Regions from separate parts of the Mus musculus genome. Here region 1 is linked to region 2. The links are chromatin loops, found by intact Hi-C in ENCODE. Cell type or tissue: heart. All regions are shown on one strand. Each heading gives the region's core, and the rest is flanking DNA. Links, peaks and the distances in the headings are about the cores only.

What was found. Hi-C counts contacts between places; a loop is a spot of excess contacts. Peaks named below come from ENCODE experiments on the same cell type or tissue, not always from the same donor. Only the 100,000 strongest peaks of a DNase experiment are listed, where the experiment ranks them.
Region 1: it touches region 2 in a loop (1.9-fold over the local background); 2 of 42 quality-filtered maps call a loop at or near these places.

Annotation. Positions count from the first base shown.
Region 1 is chr7:63,959,992-63,968,324 of GRCm38, reverse strand. It overlaps the pseudogene Gm51514. Among named protein-coding and RNA genes, the nearest start is that of Gm39024, 7.8 kb to the right of the region's middle. In heart, for the core only: CTCF peaks have their summits at 3,066 and 3,960; a DNase peak (open chromatin) is centred at 3,074.
Region 2 is chr7:64,018,888-64,027,220 of GRCm38, reverse strand. It overlaps Gm32633 (predicted gene, 32633), which reads right to left. Exons shown (of 6, transcript NR_169109.1): 5 at 8,265-8,333; 6 at 5,812-6,412. Among named protein-coding and RNA genes, the nearest start is that of Gm20670, 34 kb to the left of the region's middle. In heart, for the core only: no CTCF peak of the experiment used is centred there; no DNase peak of the experiment used is centred there; H3K27ac peaks cover 2,529 bases.

The sequences.
Region 1 (8,333 bases), core at 8-8,007, 59 kb after region 2:
CCCACCTTCAGAAGATACCATGCCTTGGGTATGTGGGACAAGGACCTGCATAGGGGCTGGAGAGTGGGATGCTGGCCACCCAGGCTTATACTGGAACTGTCTCTTTAGCCAGGAGAAGGAGCAGGCCTAGGCACATAAAGAGGGTGAGCAGCTTGGTCTGGCTCCCCAGATCCCAGACTCCTGCAAGGCTGCCAGGCAGAGGAGACGGGAAAGCCCACTACTTAGTTAGTGTCCCTGCTCTATACACACACAGCACTGATCTCTCTCAAGTCCCCAACCCTGTAGATACTGAGCAGGTATCCCACAAACCAAGAGCATTCTGTCCCACAGGCTGAGGACTTAGTCCCATCTCATATATCAGCTATGACACCTTCCTGTCACCTGTGCTTTGGACCCATGGGCTACAAATCAGTGTGCTTCTAAGAATTCTTCCTTGGGTTCAAACATGTATTGGAAAGCTCACAGAGTTCAGAAAACAACAACAACAAAAAACCTCCAAACACACACACACACACACACACACACACACTGCTTGCACTTACTGGTTTCATTTTTTAACTTGTATTTGAATCTTATATCATTTTACTTTATTTTGTTTTATTGAAGCCAAAGCCTTACATGAGCCTGGAAACTGACTCAGGTCCTCAGGCCTGAGTAGTACTGAGGCATGCAGACGAAGGGTTGGGTAGGAGAGATGCAAAGGGCAGAGTAGATGGAAGGGACAATGAGCCTCCGCTTCTCTTCCTCGGGACATCCATCCTCCATGGGTTCAGCAGAAGTTCTCAAAACTGTCTCTGTAGCCCTTTTCAGAGGTCTCCTTGGGTAAGCATGGTGAAAGACATTGCTGACCATTAATGAGAAGTTCTGTCTTTTCATCTGCCCCTGATCCCAGGTGTACTGGATGGTTTTGTGTCAACTTGACACAAGCTGGAGTTATCACAGAGAAAGGAGCTTCAGGTGAGGAAATGCCTTCCATGAGATCCAGCTGTAAGGCATTTTCTCAATTAATGATCAAGGGGGGAAAGGCCCCTTGTGGGTGGGACCATCTCTGGGCTGGTAATCTTGGGTTCTATAAGAAAGCAAGCTGAGCCGGGCAGTGGTAGCGCATGCCTGTAATCCCAGCACTTGGGAGGCAGAGGCAGGTGGATTTCTGAGTGCGAGGCCAGCCTGGTGTACAAAGTGAGTTCCAGGACAGCCAGGGCTACACAGAGAAACCCAGTCAAAAAAAGAAAGAAAGAAAGAAAGAAAGAGAGAGAGAGAGAGAGAGAGAGAGAGAGAGAGAGAGAGAGAGAGAGAGAGAGAGAGAGGAAGGAAGGAAGGAAGGAAGGAAGAAAAGGAAAGAAGGAGAGAGAGAGAGAGAGAGAGAGAAAGAAAGAAAGAAAGAAAGAAAGAAAGAAAGAGAAGAAAGAAAGAAAGAAAGAAAGAAAGAAAGAAAGAAAGAAAGAAAGGAAGGAAGGAAGAAAGAGAAGAAAAGGAAAGGAAAGGAAAGGAAAGGAAAGGAAAGGAAAGGAAAGATGAGCAAGCCAGGGGAAGCAAGCCAGTAAGTAACATCCCTCCATGGCCTCTGCATCAGCTCCTGCTTCTTGACCTGCTTGAGTTCCAGCCCTGATTTCTTTTGGTGATGAAGAGCAGTGTGTAAGTGTAAGCTGAATAAACCCTTTCCTCCCCTTCTGGCTTCTTGGTCATGATGTTTGTGCAGGAATAGAAACCCTGACTAAGACACCAGGTCAAGGTGGGGCTAAGAACTACCAACCGTCTAGTATGGGGATCTCCATCCTGAGGCTGTCTGAGAACCTTGGCCACCAGAGCCCTCATTAGCACACAGAAACGATGCCTCATTTTGTAGCTTCCTTAGGCTTCAGGCACCATGTGGCTAGAAAGGCAAGAAGGCCAACCACAAAACTCTCAGCCAGTTCCCAGCAATTGTGACAGAACCATCTGAGATACCATACTTAAAAGTGGGAAAATCGATTCCAGAGCTCCTGTTTCTTTGAGGTGTCAACCGATGGTTACTTGGCCTTGTTAAGTCTTCAAGCCTGTGGCACAAAGAACACAAGGCAGGAAGTGTATGGGTGGAATGAAGGGGCTGTCGTCTTCATGGTGCCTGGCAAAGCAGGGACAGGAAGGGGCCTGGGCCTCAAGGATACATCTCCAGTGACCCAACTTCCTCCTAGTAGGTCCCCTTTCTTAAAGGTCCCACCACCAAGCAGAAACATCCAGCTGGGAACCAGACCTTTGAGGGAACACTCCACATCTGAGCTATAACACCCCACGTGCAATGCATGCTGTCTGGTGTCTGGAAGGGAAAGGAATGTGTCTGGGAGCTGCACACAGACTCCCCTTAGGGAAAAGCTACCATTTCTTCACTTGGTCTCAGTGGAGGGGGGCTGTCTTTGTATGGATTTGTCTCTGCCTGTGAGACCCACTCATGCCTGAAGTTCAAGGAAAGAGTCAGTGACTTGGGCAGGAGGTTCTTGCTGTTTTACTCAGATGTGAAACTGCGCTTCTGGGTAAGTTGAAACCCTGACTTTAGGGGCTTCTCTCCTCCTCCAGCCATGGTGGCCCAAACTGAGGCAGGAAGTCAGAGCCAACTGGTCAAAAAAAAGGGAGTGGGGGTGGAATGAGGGAGCTGAGGCTCCAGCCAACTCCTCAAAGCCCTGCTCTGTCCCTGTGGTCCTTCTCACAGGAAAAAATGTGACAGTCAAGCTCCTGTGGTATAAGAAGCCTGTGACAGAGACAAAGGGATAAGGTTCTGGGTAAAGCTGGGCCTGGTTGCTGAGAGCACAGAGGGACACAGAGGGAGGGAGGTCTTAGGGGTACTTTCTCATTCTGCATGGCTCCTTAACTAGCTGGGCTTCCACTGTGTGGGTCAGAAGGAAGGATGCAGAATCCAGCCCAGAGGAAGGCAGTGGGGCACACCCATCTGGCTGCCACCCACCCTCTGTGGTCACGTGCTGTGCCTGCCAGCCAAAGGTCCACAATGCAGCTTTGTGTGGCAGCTGGCTTCAAACACACATCAGTGTCTGGGTTAGCCCTGGCTGGCCAGCAGTACCAGTCCTGGAAGCCAGGGATGCCAGGCTAAAGAGGGAGAATGTACCCTGCCAACTCCTCCAGGGCCTGGGTCAGGCGCTCTCCAGGAAGCCCATGGGTGGCATCCAGGATCCTTCAGGGAACACCCAACACCCCTAGGGCCTATATATGGAAAATAGTTTGGCGACAGTGCATCAGCTAACAGGGTCTGTACGCACAAGGTCCATTTCCCTGGCCACTCAGCCACGACAGAACCATCTTGAGGATTTCTCCAGATAACCCCAGCCCAAAAGGAAGAATGAGAAATTTAAAAAGACAGTTTTGATACGTTTTCATGGTGATGCATGCTTTTATTTTTTATGAGTTTTTTTTTAATGTTAAAACACATTTTATAGATGAAATAATAAAGGCTTGATAGAGTATTTGTGAAAGATACTGAGAAAATTACATTGGTGATTCTATTTTCATCTGCTTAAAAATTTTAACTCGGCCAGGCGGTGGTGGCGCACGCCTTTAATCCCAGCACTTGGGAGGCAGAGGCAGGCGGATTTCTGAGTTCGAGGCCAGCCTGGTCTACAAAGTGAGTTCCAGGACAGCCAGGGCTACACAGAGAAACCCTTTCTCAAATTAATTAATTAATTAATTAGTTAATTAATTAATTAATTAAAAAATAAAAATTTTAACTCATGGATATATCTGGACACATGCCTTTAATCTCAGCGCTAGGGAGACAGAGGCAGAGAGATCTCTGAATTCAAGGCCAGCCTAGTCTATGGCCAGCCAGGAGTCACATAGTGAGACTCCAATTTTAAAAAAAACAAAAAACTTTTTTTTCTTCATGAAAATTGGCATTAATAATCCATAGTATGGCTGGGCTGGCTGGGTGCATTGAGAGCAGATGCTGGGTAGTCAGATAGGTAAAGGGGTTTCGTCAGCCCCCAGCAGGGAGCGCAAGGTACCTGGGCTTCCTGAACCCCGTGCACAGTGCTGGGACCATACACTCTCCCCTCTAGCTTATGGGGATGGAGATGCTGGTGACTAGCTAGTCCACCCAGTGCAGAAAGCACCTGCTTAGGTTTTCCTCAGCGGATGGAGGCACCCTGCATTCTCTCTGGCTCCGTTTGTCTGAGTGTTGTCTTCAAAGGGACGATTGGGTATGAAGGAGCAGAATTCTTGCCTGAATAACTCCAGTAAGGCCACCTGGATCTAAGAAACAACAGCCCTCCCCTGGCCTGTCCCCATCCCTACCCCACCACTCAGCCTCCTAGGGGTAGCTGTTCAGTGTACACAGGATAGCCCACCTGCCTGGATGCCCAGTGGGAAGCTTTATCACCAGTTCTGCAACTTCACATCACAGTTTTGGGTGGGTTGTTTGTTTGTTTGTTTTTCGAGATAGGGTTTCTCTGTGCAGTCCTGGCTGTCCTGGAACTCACTCTGTAGACCAGGCTGGTCTCGAACTCAGAAATCTGCCCAAGTGCTGGGATTAAAGGCGTGTGCCACCATGCCGGGCTTCACATTACACAGTTTTAATGGCCTGCACTCCCAGGAGATTTCACCAGGCTAGACAGTGGTCCCCCGAGCACCAGGGCCACCAGGGGTTCTTCCTTGATGGTGTGCTTAAGAAAGGAGTCTAGAGGAGGGGCTGTTTAGCTTCTTCTATTTGAGGGCACAGCAGCACATCACACTCCATTTAGAAATGCTCTCATATTTGTATTTCCTTTGCCTTGGGTTGTATGGAAATTCTTAAAAATGCAAAAGGCCCTTTTTACTCCAGTCTTCTGGTTTTTAACTACCTCAGTTCTATGGATAGTTTATGTCCAGACCAGTGGAGACAGATCCAGCTCTGAGTGGCTCCTTGCTTCTGAAAAGCCAGTACTGACATCCCTACTGTGGAAGCCCTGGACAGGGCACACACTCCACTCCCTGTCTCTCGGGATTGGGAGAATATAGGAACCTTGGTACACACACACTTGGTGTCAAGATCTCTGCACTAGAGCCTCCAAGAACTGCTTGGTCTATAGGAGGCTCTCAGAAGTCTCCCAGGAGTAAACAAAGCAAACAATAGTAGTTAATGGTAGCTGGGAGGTTGGATGGGATGACAATCTCCCAGAACAACAAAAAAAGGATTCCCAAGTGAGTGTGCCTGAGCAGGTATCCACTTAGACAAGGAATAACATCCTACTCATCCCACTGCAAATGTACATTGCCTGGCTACTGGGTCACTTGCTCTCTGCACAGCTTGTGAATCTAAGTCACACAGACACACTCGGCTGAAGCTACAGATCGGGGTCCCCTGGTGTTTATCTCACAGCCTTGGCTGTGGATTTGGGAGGCTGAGAGAGGCAGTGTGGAGCTGGAAGAGCAAGCCTGTTTCCTTAGCTGATGCCAGGCACCCAAGAGACAGGAAGACAAGCAGCAAGACCAGCTCTCTGTGTCAACAGAGATCAGCCACTGTATGTCTAGGCCGTGTGATCTGGGTACCTATAAGCCTCACGTCTCCTCTGAGGGTGTCCCTGCTCAGGGAAGCCCAGAAGCAATGTGTCTATTTCTGGACTTTGTTCTATTACGCTTCTAAGGCTCTGTAGTAGCAGTGACTAGGGGACCCTCCAGCTGCTTCTTCCTCCCTCCACTCTCTAGCCAGTGGCAGAATCCAGCCCAGGGGACAATGACAAGTGTACTCAAGAGAGAGAAAAGTCAAGAAGTGCACTGCGTACTCCTCTGGCTGTGCAGGGCTGTGACTGTCTAATGAGCAAGGCTCAAGCCCAATGCACCAATCTTGGTCAGGGCCACTGAGACCTGGCAAGGTCCATACATCCCGGAAGCCACCATAAGAGTCAGTGTTTAAGCTAAAAGAAACGTAATCTCAAGACTGTTCTCAGGGATTGTCTTGGCTAGCATTTTATTCTTGTGAATAGACATCACGACCAAGTCAAGTCTTGTAATGGACAACATTTAATTGGGGATGACTTACAGGTTCAGAGGTTCAGTCCATTATCATCAGAGCAGCAACATGGCAGCATCCAGGCATGCTTGGTGCAGGAGGAGCTGAGAGTTTTACATCTTCATCCGAAGGCTGCTAGCAGAATACTCCCTTCCAGGCAGCTAGTTCTAGGGTATTAAAGCCCACACCCACAGTGACACACCTACTCTAATGAGGCCACACCTAATAGTGCCACTCCCTGGTCCAAGCTTTATACAAACCATCACAGAGCTCATCTCAATAGTTCATTACTAGAGAAGTTTTTCTGTGCAGGGCACCCAAGGCTGTGAGGTGGAGTTCCCTCTTGTGTGTGAAGCTGGCTGTAGGTGCTGCTTCCTGCCGCTGCCCTGTGCCATTAACAATCCATCTTCTCTTCTTGGAGAGAGTGAGAGGAGGGGAAGGCAGTCTGAGTGGATTTTGGTCTGCCTTTTATGGTTACCAAAGCTAGATCATTTTAAGTTTTACTCAAAATCCCCAGAACATAACTGTAGTCATCTAGTGTCTCGCTTTTTTGTTGTTGTTTTTGTTCTTGGAGGGGAGATTATGGTTGTCTGTTTATCTGTTTTCATTTCTTTAAGGGTTGTTTGCAGGCTTTCTTTTTTGTTTTTTGTTTTTTCGAGACAGGGTTTCTCTGTGTAGCCCTGGCTGTCCTGGAACCCACTCTGTAGACCAGGCTGCCCTCGAACTCAGAAATCTGCCTGCCTCTGCCTCCCAAGTGCTGGGATTAAAGGCGTGCGCCACCACCGCCCGGCGTCTGCAGGCTTTTTTATACTAGAGTCTTATTTGTGAATTTTGGACAAAATTTTGTGATTAGAGTAGATTTGTTCTTCTCTGAATGAAAAAGAATCTTTTTATTACTTGTGATTATGAATTATTATTATTATATTATATATGAGCATTTTGCCTGCACGAGTGTCTGTGTATCATGAGCATACCAGCTGTCTGTGGGGGCCAGAAGAGGGCATCAGATCCCTGAAACTGGATCTACAGAGGGTTGTGAGTAGCCCAGCTATATGGATTGCTGGGAACTGAACCCAGGTATTCTGCAAAAGTAGCAAGTGCTCTTAACTGCTGGGCTTCTCTCCAGCCCCAGAAACATCCTCTTTAAACAGGCTCTATTGACTAGCACTAGATTCTAAATGGCATGTGTGTATTTCTCACAGTATTTCTGCCGTTTTCTTGGGAAGGGGTTTTAGTTTGTTCAAGAATAGTGGTGCCGGGCGTGGTGGCGCACACCTTTAATCCCAGCACTCGGGAGGCAGAGGCAGGCAGATTTCTGAGTTCGAGGCCAGCCTGGTCTACAAAGTGAGTTCCAGGACAGCCAGGGCTATACAGAGAAACCCTGTCTCAAAAAAAAAAAAAAAAAAAAGTGGAGGGAGGTATTAATTGTTGTATAGTGAAAAGGAGTCTACACCCAGGCAAGACTTGGGTAGCCTCCACCTTCTCATATCACAGAGGGAAAGATGATGCCCATAGTCCAGCACCCCAAAGTCACAGGGAGGTGACAGGAAAAGGGGCTGTCTCTGCCTGTGTGGGGAGCCATGATCTCAGGCTCCTTAGAAGCCTTGCAGCTCCCCTGGGCCCAGCCTCTGCATAGAAGACACAGATGGTCCAGAAAAGATCTGATGGCACAGGCAAGTACAAACAAATGCCCATGCTAAAGAGCAGGTGCAACAGAGGGTCCCAAACTCCACCAGCCACCTACCACTGAGTGAGCCGGAAGCTGGAAAGGGCTCTCCGTGGTGCTGTCAGAGGTCTTGTCCCCTGAGAACGCTTGAGGATTCTCTATGTATTGCCCGAGCTTTTGTCCCCGCCAGCAAGAACACACTCAGGACAACCGGAATCTTCTGCGGCAAAGCTTTTATTGCTTACTTATCAGGAGGGAAGACCCCGAACGTGAAAATGGCGCTGCTTATATAGCCCGCAGCGTGACGTTTCAGCACCTGATGTGGCGTGACAGTTCCTGATTCATTGCTCGCCCATCACCCCATTACTACCCCGCGAGATGGGCAGTGACTAGGCGTGAGTTCACTCTTGCACTTGCGCATAAGGCTTATTTACTAGTTAGGCGCAGTGGAAGCCAGCGCCATCTTATAATGGCGATTGCTCGCGGCACGGCTCTCCACATCTATGCATTTCATTCTAGCACCTGAGTATATGCTACTAACACTTTACATTTTTGAACATTTTGGAAGTACTCATGGCTATCCACACAGGGTCGTCTGCCCTTTCGGGTTACCTGGGACATAGCATGATACCTGAGCCCCAGATAAATCAGTAGCCCAGCCCCAAGCCTAGCCTTGCCAAATATTTAGCTAGTTTT
Region 2 (8,333 bases), core at 139-8,138:
GGTGGCACGCGTGTGGGAGTGATGTCCTCCCCCATGCTCCTTGCCACTCTCAGTAGTTGGGAAAACTGTCTGCAAGGTCATGAGCTTGGGAAGCTATTCATGTCCCTTACCAGCTGCAGCTTTCAGGAGAGCAGGCCCTGCACCTCCCCTGGACAGCACAGCAGACCTGATCGTGGTGTTAGGGGCACAGGTGAGCCAGCCCCAAAGGCAACAGTGTGGAAAAGCCTGGCCCTGCTGTGAGGTAGAATGGGTGCAGGGGGGAAGGGGGTGCTGCGGGGGGTAATGCCCCCTCTCCCACCTCTGCCGCTTGCAGCAGTCCAGAGAGCTGGCCCGGCCCCTTGTGGGCTGCAGCGGGGCACTCGGGAGAGCCCCACACACCCCCGCCCCCGCCACCCTGCACCTTACCTGAGCAGTACAGTAGAGCTGGCCCTGATGGAAGAGACATAGGTGAGCTGGCCCCAAGGGTGTGAGCGTCTAATAGCTGGCCCCAGTGTGAGGGGATTGTGGAAGTGATGCCATCCCGGCTAGCCACCTGCGGTAATTAGGAGAGCTGGCTCCAAGGCCATGAGAGCCCTCTCTGGTTGAAGCACTCAGGATAATAGGCCCTACTCCTCATCTGGGATATGAGTAGAACTGGCCCTGATGGTGAAGACACATGGCAAGATAGCCCTGAGTGTGTGAGAAGAAAGATAGTCCAGCCCCTCACAGGCTGAGCCTGTAGTAGACATCACAGTGGAGCTGGCCTGGGAGGCAGGAGTGTGGGTGAGCCAGCCCTGAGGGCACAAGATCAAGAGGGCTGAACCTGCCTCCTGCTATGGCGGAATGATAGCACTGGGTGGTCTAGCCAGAGCAGTACTGGAGAGCTTGCCCTGTTGGTGAAAGGAAAGTCAGCATGCTCATCACATCAGCTACCACCCAGGCCCGCTCCAAAATCCGTATCATCTGAAAATGTTTGGATGCATGAAAGGACCAGTCCTGCTGATCCAAAACTGCAGGATCTCCATGACCCAGGGCAACAGCAGGATAACCAGGAGGAGTTCTGGTTAGGAACCAATATTGATGGTGTCACAGAAGCCAGAGATCTCAAACCAGATCAATGACTTATTGCAATGAACATTTGCAAGTGAAGATATGTGGACAGATGTGTGGACAGAGGGATATACTGTGGGACACGGTGTGAAACACTATGGCATCCATGATGAGATATTTTCTAGGCTTTGGAAGTTTTTCTTTCTTTTCTTTTCTTTTTCTTTTTTTCTTTCTTTCTTTCTTTCTTTTTTTTTTTTTTTTTTTTTTGCTTTGTTTTGCTTGTGTGTTTTTTATTTTGTCTATGGAGGTTGCAAGGGCAAAAGGTGGATATGAGGGGATGGGGAGATGAGAGAAACTGGGGTGCATAATGGGAAACTCAAAAAGAATAAAAAGGGTTTTTATATTAAAAAAAAGCTTAAAAAGCTTGCTTGCTACTGAATGATAGGTTGGCATGTCTTATAACATAGTCAACCTAATTTAGCAGCTGATATGAAAATCAAAAGAACAAAACAAAAAATCACCACCAACAACAAAAAGCATGTAAAACATCCAAATTTTTCCCATTAAAATGTCCAGCCAGCAGTTTCCAGGATACCCAGGGCTACACATTCACTGTTTCTGTCTGCTTCGAGGACCCCTTTGTCACTACAGAATGAAACCCTGTGCTAATGGCTCCTGGGTACCCTGTCATCACTAACCTGCTTACCCTCATCCTGTAGTCTGGGTCTGGCTTGACACTCAGTGGTGGGGGGGGGGGGGGCTTTAAAAAGGAAGGCCTGTTGGAGCCTGATTGGCCCTTTCCCACCTCTCTCTGGTTCCCTTTTCTACCATGTGACCTCTTCCTCTTGCACTAACTCCCCCCACTGCCATCTGCCAGCCAAGAGGACTCTCAGCAGGGGTGGTACAGATGGGGTCATCTGGTCATGGGTTTTCAGCTTCCGTATCTGTGAGCTAGAAATTTTTCATATCTTTAAAACGCACATAGCTCCATAGACTTATTACAAGTATGGAGAACTGACTATACTTTGTATGGATTCTCCCAAGAAAACCAACTTCCATGCAAATGAAACCACACAAACGGATGCATGAGTTTTTGTTCCTGACTGAGTATGCTACACGTGCTTATACATTTGTCCTGTGATGGGCATTTGTATGAGAAACCATTCCCCACTCTTCCGATTTCCAATATGAGGCAGTGTCTTAGAGGCTATCCCTGGGCCACAGAGAACGCCTCTTCCAGGATTTACCTCCATTCCCTACAGCTCTGAAAGTCAGGACACTTGCCCCTTGTCCTTGTTGAGAACTTGAAGCCCATTATGTTAATTACACCCACCTTGAAGAATTGAGGGCTTCCACTAAATGCTACTGCCTGGCCCATTATATCATGGATCAGTGCTTTGTTCTTGGGAATGCTCACATACATCAACATGTTCCTCTTCATGGGCCCAGTGCCTAGTGATCAGCCCAACTGTCCTTTAATCAGGGAAGTGGGGGCCAAGACACAGAACCAAGCTTGGAAACCATTCTGGAACTAAGGAAGCTTCAACATAGGCCACACCGTGGGATGGCAGACGTCTGGTGCATGATCATGGAAATCTGGAGCAGCTGGCAGCCCTCACCGTGTGTGGATTCTAGCCATTGTTTCATGGCTGTGCTTCTCCCCAGGAGTCTGGGTTCCATGCAGGAATGTCTGGAGCCTGAACCCAGATGGGCTGGGTGGGATGAGAGCTAATCTTGATTGTCAACTTGACTGCACTTCCAGTTATCTAGAAAGCACACTTCTGGATGTGTCTGTGAGGGTGTTTCCATAGAGATTTGGCTGAGGAGGAAAGGTTCACTCCAAATGTGGGCGGCATCATGCCATGAGCTGGACTCCAGCCTGAATGAAAGGGGAAACAGGAGAAAGCTAGCTATACACCAGCATTCCCCTTCCTGTTTCCATACTGGTAGTTCCCCAGGGATCCAATGCCCTCTTCTCACCTCCATGGTCATGTACATACACATACACACTCACACACAAACACACATATACACATACATACATACATACATACACACATATGCACACATGCATACATATATACTCATACACATATGTGCACATACACACATATCACACACATACACTCATATACACACATATGCACACATGCATACACACATATATACATACACATAATCATATATACACACATATACACATACACATGTGCACACATGTACACATATATGCACACATGTACACACATATGCACACATACATTGCACACATACATATACACACATAATACAGGCATACATACATACACATACACACAAATCTAAAAATAAAAATGTCCTTTCTGTGTCCCCTAGTGAAAGGTGAATGTGTGGGCACCCCGTAGCTCAGAGCACATATACACTGCCAGCATACACACTTGAGAATATAAGTGTCCCAGATGTCACCCATAGCAGTGAAGTTGGGATATGGGGATCTAGAGAAACCAAACCCATTTTATGAGGTGGGAACCATATTCACAAGGAATGTATCCTACCCCTCCCTCTCCACACCCCCACTCTCCACGCCCCTCACTTACCACTCCCTCACTCCTATACTGATCTGGTATCATATTCCCCAAATGTGGACTCACTCCAGGCACTGTGGTCACTCCAACTGATCATTTGGCTCTGCACTTCCCGGCACCAGCAGCAGCAATGGAAATCAGCTGACTTATCCTACCCAGTAAATTTAAAAAAAAAAAAAAATCAAAATGTGTTGGTGTATGTATTGGTTTTCTAGAGCTCCCGTAACAAAATGCCACTTACTGGGCAGTGTAAATAACCGAAATTTACTTTCTTACAGTTCTAGGGAGTGGAAATTTGAGACCATGGTGTTGACAAGTCTGGCTCCTGGGAGGCCACTCTCCTTGGCCTGCAGACAGCTGCCCACTTGTTACCTGGTCACATGATCTGTCCTCTGTGCATGTGTTCTGCAGGTCTTTTCCCATGTGTCTAACCTTCCTTTGTCAGCCAGGTTTCTATTCCTGTGACAAATCTCTGCAATACATCGATATATACAGGGGGAAATATGTCATTGTGGCTCATTTGGGGAGGTGGTCAGCCAGCCCTTTGCTCTGGGCCTCTATCAGGACATCAAGGTGGAAGGGTGGGGCAAGTATCCCTTTTACCTCAGGGCCCACAGAAAGGAAGAAAAAAGGGGCGGGTCCCACTTCCTTTCAATGCCCCCAGAGAGTAAGTAACAGAACTCTTCCGAGGCCCCACCTCTTAAAGGTCCGCCAACTCTCAAAGGCACCACGTGGGTAGGAAGGACACCTTCCACACCAGGCCTCTGGGGGAAATTCAAGTTCATATTCAAGCTCAAGCATCCTCCCTTATGACACCTGTGGCCAGCCTGAATTAGGATCTGTCCACAACCTTTTACAGAGCCCATCTCTGTTGGGAGTGTTGAAACTAGAAAGTTGCAACAGGAAATGTGAGATTACATGGTTTGGACTCTCACTGTGTGGATCCTGGTTATCAACATGATTGGCTCTAGAGTTAACTAAGAGACAGACCTCTGGGCAGGTCTGTAAGATCTACCAGAAAGAGTCAACTGAGAGAAGGCTCTACCCCAAGTGGACAGTTCCTGTCAGCAGCAGTAACCCAGACAGAAAGAGGTCAGAGAAAGTCACCTGCCTGCTTGCCTTTGCACACACACACACACACACACACACACACACACACACACACACACACACACACCCTGTATGTAGATTATGCTGTCCTCAAACTCACAGAAAAGGCCTATCTCACCACTCCCAGATTGCCTTTGCTTCTGGCTAGTAAATGTGTCCTTCCTATTTTGCTGCTGACCTTGGAGCCCATCTTCCATGGACAGAACACCAGACTCTCCTGGATTCCTCAGACCTTTAGCACTAGATTAGATTGGGGCTGCTGAGGTAGCCAATTGGACTAATAAGCAGTAAATGTGTTTTCAGCCTTGGTAGCATGCAGACAGCCATTGCTGGGCTGTGTCTATCATATAAGCCAATCTAATCAATGGCTGCATAATACGTACTCACCCAATTGGGGCTCTGTGCCTATAGAGAATCCTAACCAACATGTGCTATGATGCTCTTTTGAGCCCCTTGTCTGAGGGACTAGCTGAGTAGTGCGGCCACACCCTCATTCCTTGCTTGGCACTGGGCGTCTGTCCACACCCCAGAGAGCAATCCCTGCCTCCATGACAGTCATTACTCCTTCTCTCCAACCCCCACACTTAGCTATAGTTGCTTGCAGTGTGATTTTGCTTTCAGTGGGATGTGAGGGGCGGAGACTCTTTAATGTGCTCTCCCTACAAACGTGTGTGTGCATTCTTTGGAGTGAAGGAGGCAGCAATCTCAGAGTGTGATTTCAGAGCCAGAAGAAGTAGGTCACACTGAAGTGGGGGCTCTGCTGCTCCCGGCTGGCAGTGCTGGCAATTGTAATGACAGTGCACAGGTTTGTGAGGTCATCGCCTGGGAATCCTGTCACAGCTGCCAGCTGGTACTGGAGATGGGGATATGAGAGCTCTCTCCTTGGGCTCCAGAGGCCTTTGCTCCCTATAAAGCAAAGCTCAGTGGGTGGAGGGGAGGGGCTCTGCCACAGTGCTGAGCTTGGGGTCTTCCTTGAAGGCATGTTCTGCTGAGGGAGTGGACAGACAGCACATGGGCAGAACACTGGAGACCGTGGATGTTGGTAGCTGCTTCTCTGCAGCCCCACCACCCTGCCACACCCTCCAAAAACCACCCAGTGTGAATGGAAGGTCTTTCAGGCAACACATGGCCGCCTCTTCTTCTTCTTTTTTTTTTTTTAAGATTTATTTATTATTTTATGTAAGTACACTGCAGCTGTCTTCAGACACACCAGAAGAGGGCATCAGATCTCATTACAGATGGTTGTAAGCCACGATGTGGTTGCTGGGCTGGGATTTGAACTCAAGACCTTTGGAAGAGCAGTCAGTGCTCTTAACCACTGAGCCATCTCTCCAACCCCTGGCCTCCTCTTCTATGAAGACCTCTCTTCCTCATCCCTCCCCTACTACCTCAGGGCAGCAAGGCGGTACTTTTGTGAACTCTTTTCCTATCCCATAGTGACCTTCCCGGGCCGCCGGAGGCACAAGCTGGCTACCTTAGACTGAGTGAGCTTCCGTAGCCTCTGCAGTGGCTGGTGGTGGTTGGTTGGTTGGTTTGTTTGTTTGTTTGTTTGTTTGTACCAGCTAAAAATTCAAACGCTTCTCCTTGAAGAAAATTGATTTGTAGAAAAACTAGGAAAATGTGGTGATCCAAAAAGCCACGGTGACCAAGGGAAGGCTCCATTTGGCTTCAGGGACAGTTTCCGCTGCTTGCTACTATCCCTGTTGGCCCTGCAGGCAACAGAAGCAGGCAATTGTGTTAATGCCCTGCAATGCTCAGGTAAGGACTGGAAAGAAGAAGCCCTGCTTTTCCCTCCCTTATATTCAATCCTAAAGGCCGAATCATAATGGCCATCCTTGATTTGAGACTCGGTGATGACACTCAGCAAATTCCAAGTTCTTCTCATGCTTGCTTCTGCCTGCCTCTCTTAGGACCCTCCCTTAGGAGCTTCAAATGTCCAGAAGAAGGTTGTTCATAGTGGAGAGAAGACCCTAGGGAGGGAGAAGCAGAGGGGGACACCTAGAAGCCCTGAATGTCTAAGCTGTCTCTGCACAGGAGCTAGATATGCGAAAAAATGCATCTGAGATTGCCAGGGCTCAGGCACCATCCAACTCTAACCAGGTCAGACCCCAAGTGAAAACAGCGTGGTTGATCCCTGTTGTCTCCCAGACCCTTGCTCACTGTGACAGATTCATTTTAATCATGCCACTCTGTCTGCAAGGCCGGTTCCACAGCAGTAGTTAACTCCACAGCAAGGATCCCACTCTGTCCTCCGATGTGGGAGATCAGGTCTGAATCCTCCATCTGACCAACTCACACTGAGGTCTGCAGAGATCTAGATGCGGGAAAGCACACACGGCTCCTCCCAGTCATCCATCCACCCAGCTGGTACAGAGGTATTCTGGGAATGTGGCCTGCATGCAAGGGCCTCTATCTGGAAAGGATGGGATGGGAGTGGGAGTCCCTGTCCTCCCATGGGAGGAGTAACTAAGAAATAGGTATGCCTGTCACACCCCTGATCCTATGTTGTCAGCTCTAAGCTGGTATCACATTGAGCTAATGTCATTTCCTGGATCTAAGTTGGTTCTGCTAGGGTCCAATAGCAAGCTAGCCTTTGAGCTTTGATCTTCTGTCCCCTGTTGGAAGGTTATACCTGGGCTATCTCCCAGACTGACAGAGACATGGTGTCAGAACCTTCTACCATGTTGCAGCCCTGCATAGAGGCTCTCCCTCTGATAGCTTGCACATGGACTAATATTGGTCAAGGCAGAAGAGTGCTTGACTTCATTCTGGAGTCATAGTTCAATCCTAGGAGTAGCTGGATTCTTCCTATGAATCCAAATGCTTAGTTATATTCACAGAAGGTTTCTTACCCAGTGAAAATAACTAAAGCTGAGGCAATTTTCTATGGAGTTGAAAGAGCTTTTGTGTGAAGGGGACAAATCCCTTCTTTCAGCCTGTTCTTCAATTTCAGTGACCACCAAGAGCCTCCTTAACACTCTTGCCTTCTCCAATAAACAGACGCCTCTGCACTTGCTGAGTTTACAGATCATCATTCACTGTGCCATATTGCTAGGAGGTAGGTAATGCTACACACAGGGAAACTGAGGCTCAGAGACATGGAATGGTATGGCTAGAATCCATTCCAGCGCCAGTGCCCTATGGTGGCATACAATAGCACAGAATGTCATTCCAGGTCATGTTAGAGAGACTGAACGAGAGAGGTTCACCTAAGATCAGGATCAACCAGCGGTTAGCTGAACCCAACCAAGACCTCTATTTCCCTGTGGTAGTTCTTAAGCAGGGTCACAAGTTCTTTGTAACTCATGTGGTCAATCTGTTCTCTGAGTTTGAGCTACATGGAGTGACTCACTTCCAGCAACAAGAATGCACAATATTGACAGTGTGGAATATCCATTACTAGTGTCTGAGATTCCCCCAGTGGATGCTCATGCAGGGTCTGTAAGTGCCCGGAAGACAGGGATCAGATCACAATGTCTTCTTTTATTCCCAGTACCATGTACTCTACCTGGGTACTCAACAGCTTCTTTCGTGAGGAATGGGAAAAACAAACAAACAAACCTTCAGAGGTGTTTCTCCAGAGATATTTGTGGATTTGATACATCACAGGTGACCAGGAGATGTTCGGCA